Linked DNA regions of Homo sapiens: regions 1 and 3 are each linked to region 2. A link is a contact called in ENCODE Hi-C data. All regions are on one chromosome and are shown on one strand. The core of a region is the stretch at or near the end of the contact, and the rest is flanking DNA. Distances in the headings are between cores, read along the strand shown. Region 1 holds the start of RAB7A (RAB7A, member RAS oncogene family). Region 2 holds the start of ZXDC (ZXD family zinc finger C). Region 3 holds the start of MBD4 (methyl-CpG binding domain 4, DNA glycosylase).

Region 1 (2,700 bases), core at 64-2,563, 2.3 Mb after region 2:
TCTTGTTATGTTGCCCAAGCTGGTCTTGAACTCCTGGGCACATGCAAAGTGAAAGCAGAGAAAGAGTGGACTTACCCCAGAGGCGGATGGTTCTGCAGTGTGCAAGGCCATTTCAGAATACACATAGAGAAAACAGGAGAATAGGTGGTGAGGGTTTTGGGGAAAGAGCCAATTTTGGTTGAAAAAGTAGGGGAAACCCCAGACATTGTACCATCTCAGGGTTGAGACTGCTTGCCTAGCTTTTGAGATTTTTTTTTTCCCCAGACCCCTCAACTCCTGAGATCTTATCGGGAAGCTGCTGATCACCAGTTTTAGGTGTTTTTATCTATTGGGAGACTGCCTTTCTCTGGTCTGGCTGCAACCAATTATTATTTTAGAGAGACAGCTTAACCTGACAACCACGTCATGGTTGCCTCACATTGCTGGTCGGGGAGTGGCCCCTCTCCTGCCCTGCTCAGGTCTGACTACTTACTGTAACAATTGCAAGGTTTTTGGATGGAACAATTGAAAGAATGGAGCTTGCATGAACCAAAATAAGAAAAGACTATGAGAGGGCATTGTTGAAGATGGAGGCAAAAATTCTGAGTGGATCCTGATGTGTTCGGATGGGGCTGGTGCTTGGGAGGCTGCTCTGTGCTTACAAGAAGAGTTCTACCCGGTCCATCTTTATCACATCTTCTCTAATACTAAGTTCAGAGAGGCTTTAGCTCATTTTCCATTTTCTTGGGCTGTCTCCTCTGCCAGACAAAGTGCCTATTTCTCCTGTCTCTATCACCGAGCCACACAATTGCTGTAGTCATTTGCAGTCTACTAGAACGATAACACATATTGGCATCAGACAGATCTTGGTTCAAAACCTCGCTCCACCAGTTTCTGTGTTGAGCTAGACCAAGTGACATGATATACTGAGTCTCAGTTCCTTATTTGTAAAATGGTGATAATAATTTTTGGTTAAGTAATTAAAGTAAGGATAAATGATGCCTTTCGAAGAAGGACACAACTGGAATGGCCAGTTTACCCCTTGTCCCCTCTTCGGTGGCATTATTTATTCTGGAGTAAGGAGGGATGGCTGAGGGAATCTGTCTGTGGGTCCAACATGGCGCCGTCCTGCTCCTTGTATGAGCCTCAAAGATGGGGACAACCATTTGGGGGCAGACATGTTTGTAGCACGAGATCCAGGCTCAGTCCCGAGGCAGCCGGAACGTGACGCAAGGTTGAGGCGGGGCTCCTCCCCCGCACCCTGGCGTCGAGCGTCTCGTGACAGGTACTTCCGCTCGGGGCGGCGGCGGTGGCGGAAGTGGGAGCGGGCCTGGAGTCTTGGCCATAAAGCCTGAGGCGGCGGCAGCGGCGGAGTTGGCGGCTTGGAGAGCTCGGGAGAGTTCCCTGGAACCAGAACTTGGACCTTCTCGCTTCTGTCCTCCGTTTAGTCTCCTCCTCGGCGGGAGCCCTCGCGACGCGCCCGGCCCGGAGCCCCCAGCGCAGCGGCCGCGGTAAGCAGCGGGCCCAGCCCGGCCGGCGGCCTGGCCCCATCCCCCCCCTCAGCCCCTCGGTCGCCAGGGCCTCGCGTCCTCCCTGTCCTCCTGGGCAGGCTCCAGTCCCAGCCCTGGCCACGCGGGCACACCCGGCATCGCTCAGGCCCCCGGAGCAGGCCAAGACCCCACCCGGCTTGGAGAGGTCGGAGGTCGTCGGGCGTGACCTCTGGCCGGGTTGCCCGCCCCGGCCACCCGTCTCGGACGCTCTGTTTACTGTTGGCCTGGATCTCAGAGACCCGAGAGGGTTCCTTGACTTGGGCGGCCCTGCGCCGCGGCAGGACGCGCTGGCCAGTGGAGTTCCTTAGCGCGGCGAGCAGGAGGGTGTCAGAGCCCACGCCGCCCGCCGCCGTGCCCACCCGGCGGGCATGGGTCACAGGCGCTGGGGGCCGAGCCGCGTTCCCATCCGGTTCTTCAGTTGAACAGCCTGACCCTGTTAGTGGGAGTTCCCTGACGGCAACTGAGTCAAGGCAGTGAGTCAGGTCACGTGCGCTGGGCTCGCCTCGACACTTGTGTACATTGAGGCGCCTCTGGCGCTGGGAGACAGGGAGCTTTTTGTCCTAGGCATGTTACGGTAAATCCTGAGAGAAGTTTTTCAACTTAATCGAGGAAAGATGGTAGTTGGATGTAGAGTTGTGTTTCCATTCCGACCGTGTTTGGGGCCTCTTTCTGCATTCATTTTAGGCTTGATACCTAATGGGGTCATAAGGGGAATATTGAGAATATTGACAGCAAATATTTGAGCGTTTATTGTATGCTAGGCAGCGTGGCAAGACCTTTTAACAGATCATTATGTTTAGTTCTTTGAACAACCCTCTGAAGTACCACTGTTGTGCCCACTTAACACAGTGGGAAGTTGAACAGAGAGGCTAAGCCATTTGGCCAAGGTCACACAGCTAATAAGTTACGAAGCAGAGATGCAAGCCCAGGCAGTCAGACTCCAGAGCACTGTATTAAATTTCTAGGTTGTACTGCTTTCACGTACCCCTGAAGCTTGCTGGTTTATCTTTTGCTACCTGGTATCTGTACCTCAGTGCCTCCCACCACCTCCTTTCTTTCTATTGATGTCATTTGAAAGTCTTTCTGGTAGCATCAGTTCTCCCTTAAAGCCATAAGAAATGCCGTTTGCGACTTATCACACATATTGTGGTGTAGTGTCACCGAATTAGGA
Region 2 (2,764 bases), core at 116-2,615:
CACCTGTGGCTATCCTCCCAGCGTGTTAAGGTCCTGAATCTGGCCACATTCATCTCTGCTCCTCTAGCACGGAGTGTGCACCCCGTAAACAAATGACGAGACTGAGGAAAATAAAGACCTGACACATAGCTCCGTGCCACTCTGTGAAGATGCGTGCCGCTTTCATCAAGCACAAGCAGGTTAAGGATATCTGTTGCCGCCACCTTTGGGAAGCGCAGCTGTGGTGATCTGCGCTACCTGCCATCGGAATCCCTGCGGCAGGGCAGGGCCAAGATCTCAAATCGAATGACATGGAAGGAGCTAGAATACAAATCCCGAAGAGCCTGCGTCCCCGGCTTGCTAAGGTCTGGCAGGCCCCTCTGTGGGGCGGACGTGGCACCCCAGACCTGCCTGCAACACCGCGCAGCCCGCCCGCCCCCGAGAGCGCGGTTACCGGGAAAGTCACACTTGTAAGGGCGCTCGGGCTCGAAGTGGCTGCGCTGGTGGGAGCTGAGCTTGGCGTGCGTGGGGAAGCGCTCGGCGCACACCTCGCACTTGAACAGGCTCTCCTGCTCGTGGCCCTTCATGTGCGCCTTGAGGTTATAGACCGTAGTGAACTTCTTGCCACAGCCGCCCACTGGACAGCCGAAGGGCCGCAGCTTGTCGTGCGACTGCAGGTGCCGCTTGAGCTTGTAGGACGTTGTGAAGGCCCAACCACAGCCCTCCAGTGGGCACTTGAAGGGCCGCCGGCCCTGACCGCCGCCGTGCGTGAGCAGGTGCACCTTGAGCTGGTGCTTCTTGGCGAAGGCCAGCGCGCACTGCGGCTCGGGGCAGCGGTAGCCGGGCGTGCTGGGGCCGGAGGCCTGGGGCGCGCGGCGGGGAGCGGCGGCGCCCGCGGTTGCGGGGCCGGGCGGCGCAGACAGCGCGAGGACGCCGCGGTCGAGACGCACCAGCAGGTCCTGGCTGCTGATGGTGACGGCGCCCGCCGGGGCTACGCCAGGGCCGGGGGGGGCGGCCGGGCCGCTGGGGCCCTGCTCGGGGCGGCTCGCCAGGTTGACACGGGAGCCAGGCTCGGCCTCCTGTGATCCGGCAGCCTCGGCGGCAGCGCCGCCGTGCGGCACTTCCAGCAGCACCAAGAAAGAGTCGCCGTCGCTGTCGTCCTCGGCGGGCGGCGGGCTTGGCCCGGAGGCCTCCCCGGGCCGCGCCCCGGGCCCGCCATCTTCAGGGCCCCGCACCAGTAGCAGGCGGCGGCGCGCGGGGCTCGCGCCGAGCGGCGCTGGGGCTCGGCGGAGCGGGCCGGGGCCGCCGCCATGTTGCCCTCCGCGCGCAGTCGGGGCGGGGAGCAGCGCCGGGAGGTCCATCTTGGTCCCAGCGACGGCGTCGGAGCAGCTTCGGACGCAGAGCTGCCCGCGCCCCGCCCAGGTGTGCGTGCGCCGCCCCGGGACGCGATCCGCGCCAAGCCCCGGCGTAGAGTCCGGCTCGGAACCGCGCGTGCGCGGACGCCGCCGGGCGATGCGCGAGGCCTGCTGGGCTGACGTGACGTGAGGCTGGGCTGCGGGGCGCCGGAGGCGGAGGCGGGGGCGGGGCGCCGGGACCGACTAGGGCGGGGCGCGGGGTCGGGGGGCGGGGCGCGGGGTCGGGGGGCGGGGCGCGGGGTCGGGGGGCGGGGCGCGGGGTCGGGGGGCGGGGCGCGGGGTCGGGGGGCGGGGCGCGGGGTCGGGGGGCGGAGCGCCGGCACCTACGAGGGCGAGCGGCGGGGCACGGGACCGACAGGGGACGGGGTGAGGCTCCCAACGCTGAGCGATTCCTTCTCGTTCCCGCTGGCGTGGAAGACGAGGCTTGTCTTGACTTCGAATCGTATTAATATTTCAGACACTTAACAGGCAACCTCTCGTAGGCATTGACTGCGTCCCAGGGGCTGTACCTGTCCGAGCTGATTAAGCGTGCGCGGTCACCCAGGGGTGAGGAAACAGGGACGGCGAGCTCGAGTCACTCGGCAGCCGGCAGATCCAGGATTCGAACCTGTCCAACAGGCCGGACGCCTACCCCCAGCTCACTTAAGTGCAAGCTCGCCTGCCGCCGCTGGCGCACAGACCTCGTTTGCTTTGGCCCAGGTCCTTGCTCGGCACACGGGGCCTCCCTGATACGCAGGACCCCTGCCTGTATTTCCAACTGTATTTCCTACTAAACTTGGCACAACCTCACTCTGCAACAGCTTAATTACTTACTGTTTCCGGTCCTCACCCTCCCCCACCTCACCGTACACCTCCGCATTCAATCTGGACTCCTCCACTTCAACTTCACCACCACTCAGATCCAAACCCGCACTTTATTCCTGGGTACCTGAAAAATAACTACTAGCTGGTCATCGGTCTCCCTCCGCTCCACTCGCTCCCATCCACGGGGCACCGTTTTATGATCTAAAAATTGCACATCAAATTATGCTCACCTCCACCTTGCTCCCGAAGGCGCCTATGGCCTTGCTAGTCTACCCTCCCCTACCTGTTTGCCCTCACTTCCCGCCACTCTCCCGCTGCCCCCCCCACCCCTCCCCCGCACCCCACCTCTTTTTCCCAGTTCATCCAGCAAGCCAAGCTGGTTCCAGCCTCAGAGACTTGGCGCAGCTGATCTCTGATTCCTCTGGGAGGACTCTGCGCCCCTTCTGATCCAAAGCACATGCTTACCCAGTCCCGTATTCCCACCTCTGTCTGATCTGTTTGCTCTTAGAGCTCTCATCACCCGTTGTTTTGTTGAGTTCCTTCCCTGCTCCTTCACTGTCTCTCCC
Region 3 (2,700 bases), core at 130-2,629, 3.0 Mb after region 2:
AGTCTACCAAATCTTGGTCTAATACTTCTCCCCCATACTGTTATTGAAAAAAGCTGGCAAGGCAAGGTGGCTCATTCCTGTAATGCTAGCACTTTGGGAGGAGGAAGTGGGAAGATCACCTGATCCCAAGAGTTTGAGACCAGCCTGGAGAGCACAGTGAGATCCTCGTCTTTGCAAAAAATGAAAAAAAAAACCCAAAAAAACAAAAAAAAACAAGCAACCGGGCGTGGTGGAGCATACCTGTGGTCCCAGCTACTAAGGAGGCCGGGGTAGGAGGACTGCTTAAGTCCGGCAGGTCAAGGCTTCAGGGAGCTATGATTGTGCCACTGCACTCCAGCCTGGGTGACAGAGCGAGACCTCATCTCAAAAAAAAACCCACTAAACTAAAACTTCATTAAAGTTCCAATGTGTCTTCTATGATGAAAACATACTTTTAAAATTAAAAAAAAAATTTCAGTAAAGTGTATCCTAATCACTAAACCACAGATTGTAAAAGGTGGATGGGTCTAGAGAGATCATTTAACCCAAGTTCTTTTCTACAAATAGGGAAACTGCAAGAACTAGAATTAGAATCAAGGTTTTCTGATGTAATTTGGGGTAAAATAATTTTGAGGAGCTGGATGGATCTTATGAAATGATATTGTTTACAATTTTAGAGATAAAAATACTGAAGCCTGGTGGAATCAGCACAAACTCTTAAGAGACTGGGGCTCAAATTCCAGCTCTACCAGCTGTAAGTTTAGCAGCAAGTTACTTAACATCTCAAAGTCTCGGTAAAAGACTCTGTAAAAAGAAGGTGATGCCTCTTTCAAAGTAGTTCTTAGTATTAAATTTTGAAAAAAGTAGGTAAATCTTAACCTCCTATCACACACGTAGTCTAATGACTTCCTAGGATCCTCCAACCCCAAGGGGACCTCTTTCACAAAACCTCCCGGCTCCCCCCCAGTCTCCCTAGTCATCTTAGATGAGGAAGTCGAGCGCACCCCAGGGCTGATCGCACAGGAAGAGCACCTGGGCTCCAGACCCTAGTAACTAAACCCGTGGGCTTCGAGGTTTCTGCCGACCCTCTGTCAAAGGTTAGAAAGGCCCACACACTGTCCACTCTCCCGATACCATTTTACAGGTGGTGAAACTGAGGCCCAAAAGGGGACAGTAACTTACCGGAGGTCATTCGGCGGGTCTGGGACTAGGCGCTCACTAGAGGTGACGGTGGGGGCAGCTCCGCGGTCCCCCAGACTCAGACTCTCCAGCCCAGTCGTGCCCATCGAGCAGGGTCCGGCTGCAGCAACGAGCCCAGCGCCGCAACGCCCAGGGTGTGGGGCGGAGTAAGATGTGAAACCTCTTCAGCTCACGGCACCGGGCTGCAACCGAGGTCTGAATGTTGCGAAAGCGCCCCAGACGCCGCCGCTGCTTTCCGGCCGCCCCCTCGGCTACAGCCGCCATTTCCACGCTCCACCAATCAAATCCATTCTCGAGGAAGACGCACCGCCCCCACACGCCCCGACCAATCGCTCGCGCTCTGGTTGCGCTGGCGCCTTAGGGGCTCCAGTGCCACCATTGCTTTTGCTGCTTTTCTGGCTTTCCCTTTCGGACATGCGCGCTCGGAGCAAGGCGCCCTCGCACTCAGCTTACCGCGCATGTACGTTGCCAGGGGTAACGCAGGTAGCCAAAGTGGCTTGTGGAGTGGCGACCGTTAGTGAGGCGGTTGCTGAGACAGACGCTGAGGCGGGTAGGAGGAGCCCGAGCCGTAAGGGAAGCCGTGATGAGGGCCGTGTTGACGTGGAGAGATAAAGCCGAGCACTGGTGAGGAGCGGGGCGGTTCGCGAAGAGCAGGAGGTCGAGTCCTCGCGGGGAGTGCGCGAGCCGCTGCAGCGTGTTTGAGGGGGGCAGCGGGCTTGCTGCCTGGGCCGAGGGCACTGAACCCCGGCCTGGGAGACTGCAGGGTCGCCCTCCCGCCCCTTGGCGGTTGGAGAAACTCCCGAGGGTTGGAGAGCGGCAAAGGGAGGTGCCGCGCCTGAGGTGGTGGCGGGTGGAGGCGGCTCTTCCCTCACGGTCTGGCCCTGTCGCTGCCTTGGATTCATCTCACACCCACGAGACAGCACGAAGCTGCTCAAGCTTCACAGTTCTTGCCACATCCACATAGTACCCATACTCTTGTTTTCTTGACGTTTTTCTCTAAATTGTCTCATTTATTTTAATTATGATTTCACATTTTACAAGGAAACTTTATTACTCCATTTATGAAAACCAGTGTCACTTGCTCTAAATGTTAAGATAAAATCAGCGTCGCTTGCTCTAAGTGTAAAAGTAAAACTTAAAGTAGGGAGAAACAAAACTGAACAAGCTGTAGCTAGCTATTGTTGCTAGGGAGCCTTTAAACCTGAGATCTCGTTTCTCTAAAACTGGAGATGGGCAGGTATGATCAGAAAGGTGCTCAAAATGAGCACCAAACACAAGCTCTCCTAATTGGGAAGTCTGAAAAAGAACTGAAGGGGAATGACTTTGTCACCTTTTGATTCAGTTATTTAATGTCCTATTCCATTGTTATCGCCTAAATCTATAACATAGCAGTCTGTTTTGTCATATTCTTACTTATGGGATAGGTCTTGGCCTGACTTTGAAAATCATTCAGCATTGTTGTGAAGCCTCTGTTCTGGCCACTGGAGCAGGTTACTTGTCTTTGGTTCTGTCCCTTCTGAG

What was found. Hi-C counts contacts between places; a loop is a spot of excess contacts on that map. Pooled maps may share reads with other maps.
Region 1: a loop to region 2 is called in a map of B cell, with 26 times the contacts of the local background. The contact joins the promoter of RAB7A here to the promoter of ZXDC in region 2. A Hi-C loop is called at or near these places in 2 of 168 maps with a recorded cell type or tissue (B cell and naive thymus-derived CD4-positive, alpha-beta T cell) and 8 of 50 pooled maps.
Region 3: a loop to region 2 is called in a pooled map, with 13 times the contacts of the local background. The contact joins the promoter of MBD4 here to the promoter of ZXDC in region 2. A Hi-C loop is called at or near these places in 6 of 50 pooled maps.

Annotation. Positions count from the first base shown.
Region 1 is chr3:128,724,870-128,727,569 of GRCh38, forward strand. RAB7A (RAB7A, member RAS oncogene family) reads left to right here and starts at 1,314. Exons shown (of 6, transcript NM_004637.6): 1 at 1,314-1,490. RefSeq lists enhancers at 1,038-1,167, 1,197-2,181 and a silencer at 1,448-1,737.
Region 2 is chr3:126,474,526-126,477,289 of GRCh38, forward strand. It overlaps ZXDC (ZXD family zinc finger C), which reads right to left and starts at 1,366. Exons shown (of 10, transcript NM_025112.5): 1 at 434-1,366. The coding sequence starts at 1,340. RefSeq lists an enhancer at 1-238 and silencers at 796-1,055, 1,126-1,635.
Region 3 is chr3:129,438,569-129,441,268 of GRCh38, forward strand. MBD4 (methyl-CpG binding domain 4, DNA glycosylase) reads right to left here and starts at 1,380. Exons shown (of 8, transcript NM_001276270.2): 1 at 1,162-1,380. The coding sequence starts at 1,265. IFT122 (intraflagellar transport 122) reads left to right here and starts at 1,656. Exons shown (of 30, transcript NM_052989.3): 1 at 1,656-1,803. The coding sequence starts at 1,763. RefSeq lists enhancers at 1,210-1,289, 1,380-1,519, 1,720-1,929, 2,080-2,129, 2,160-2,209 and 1 more.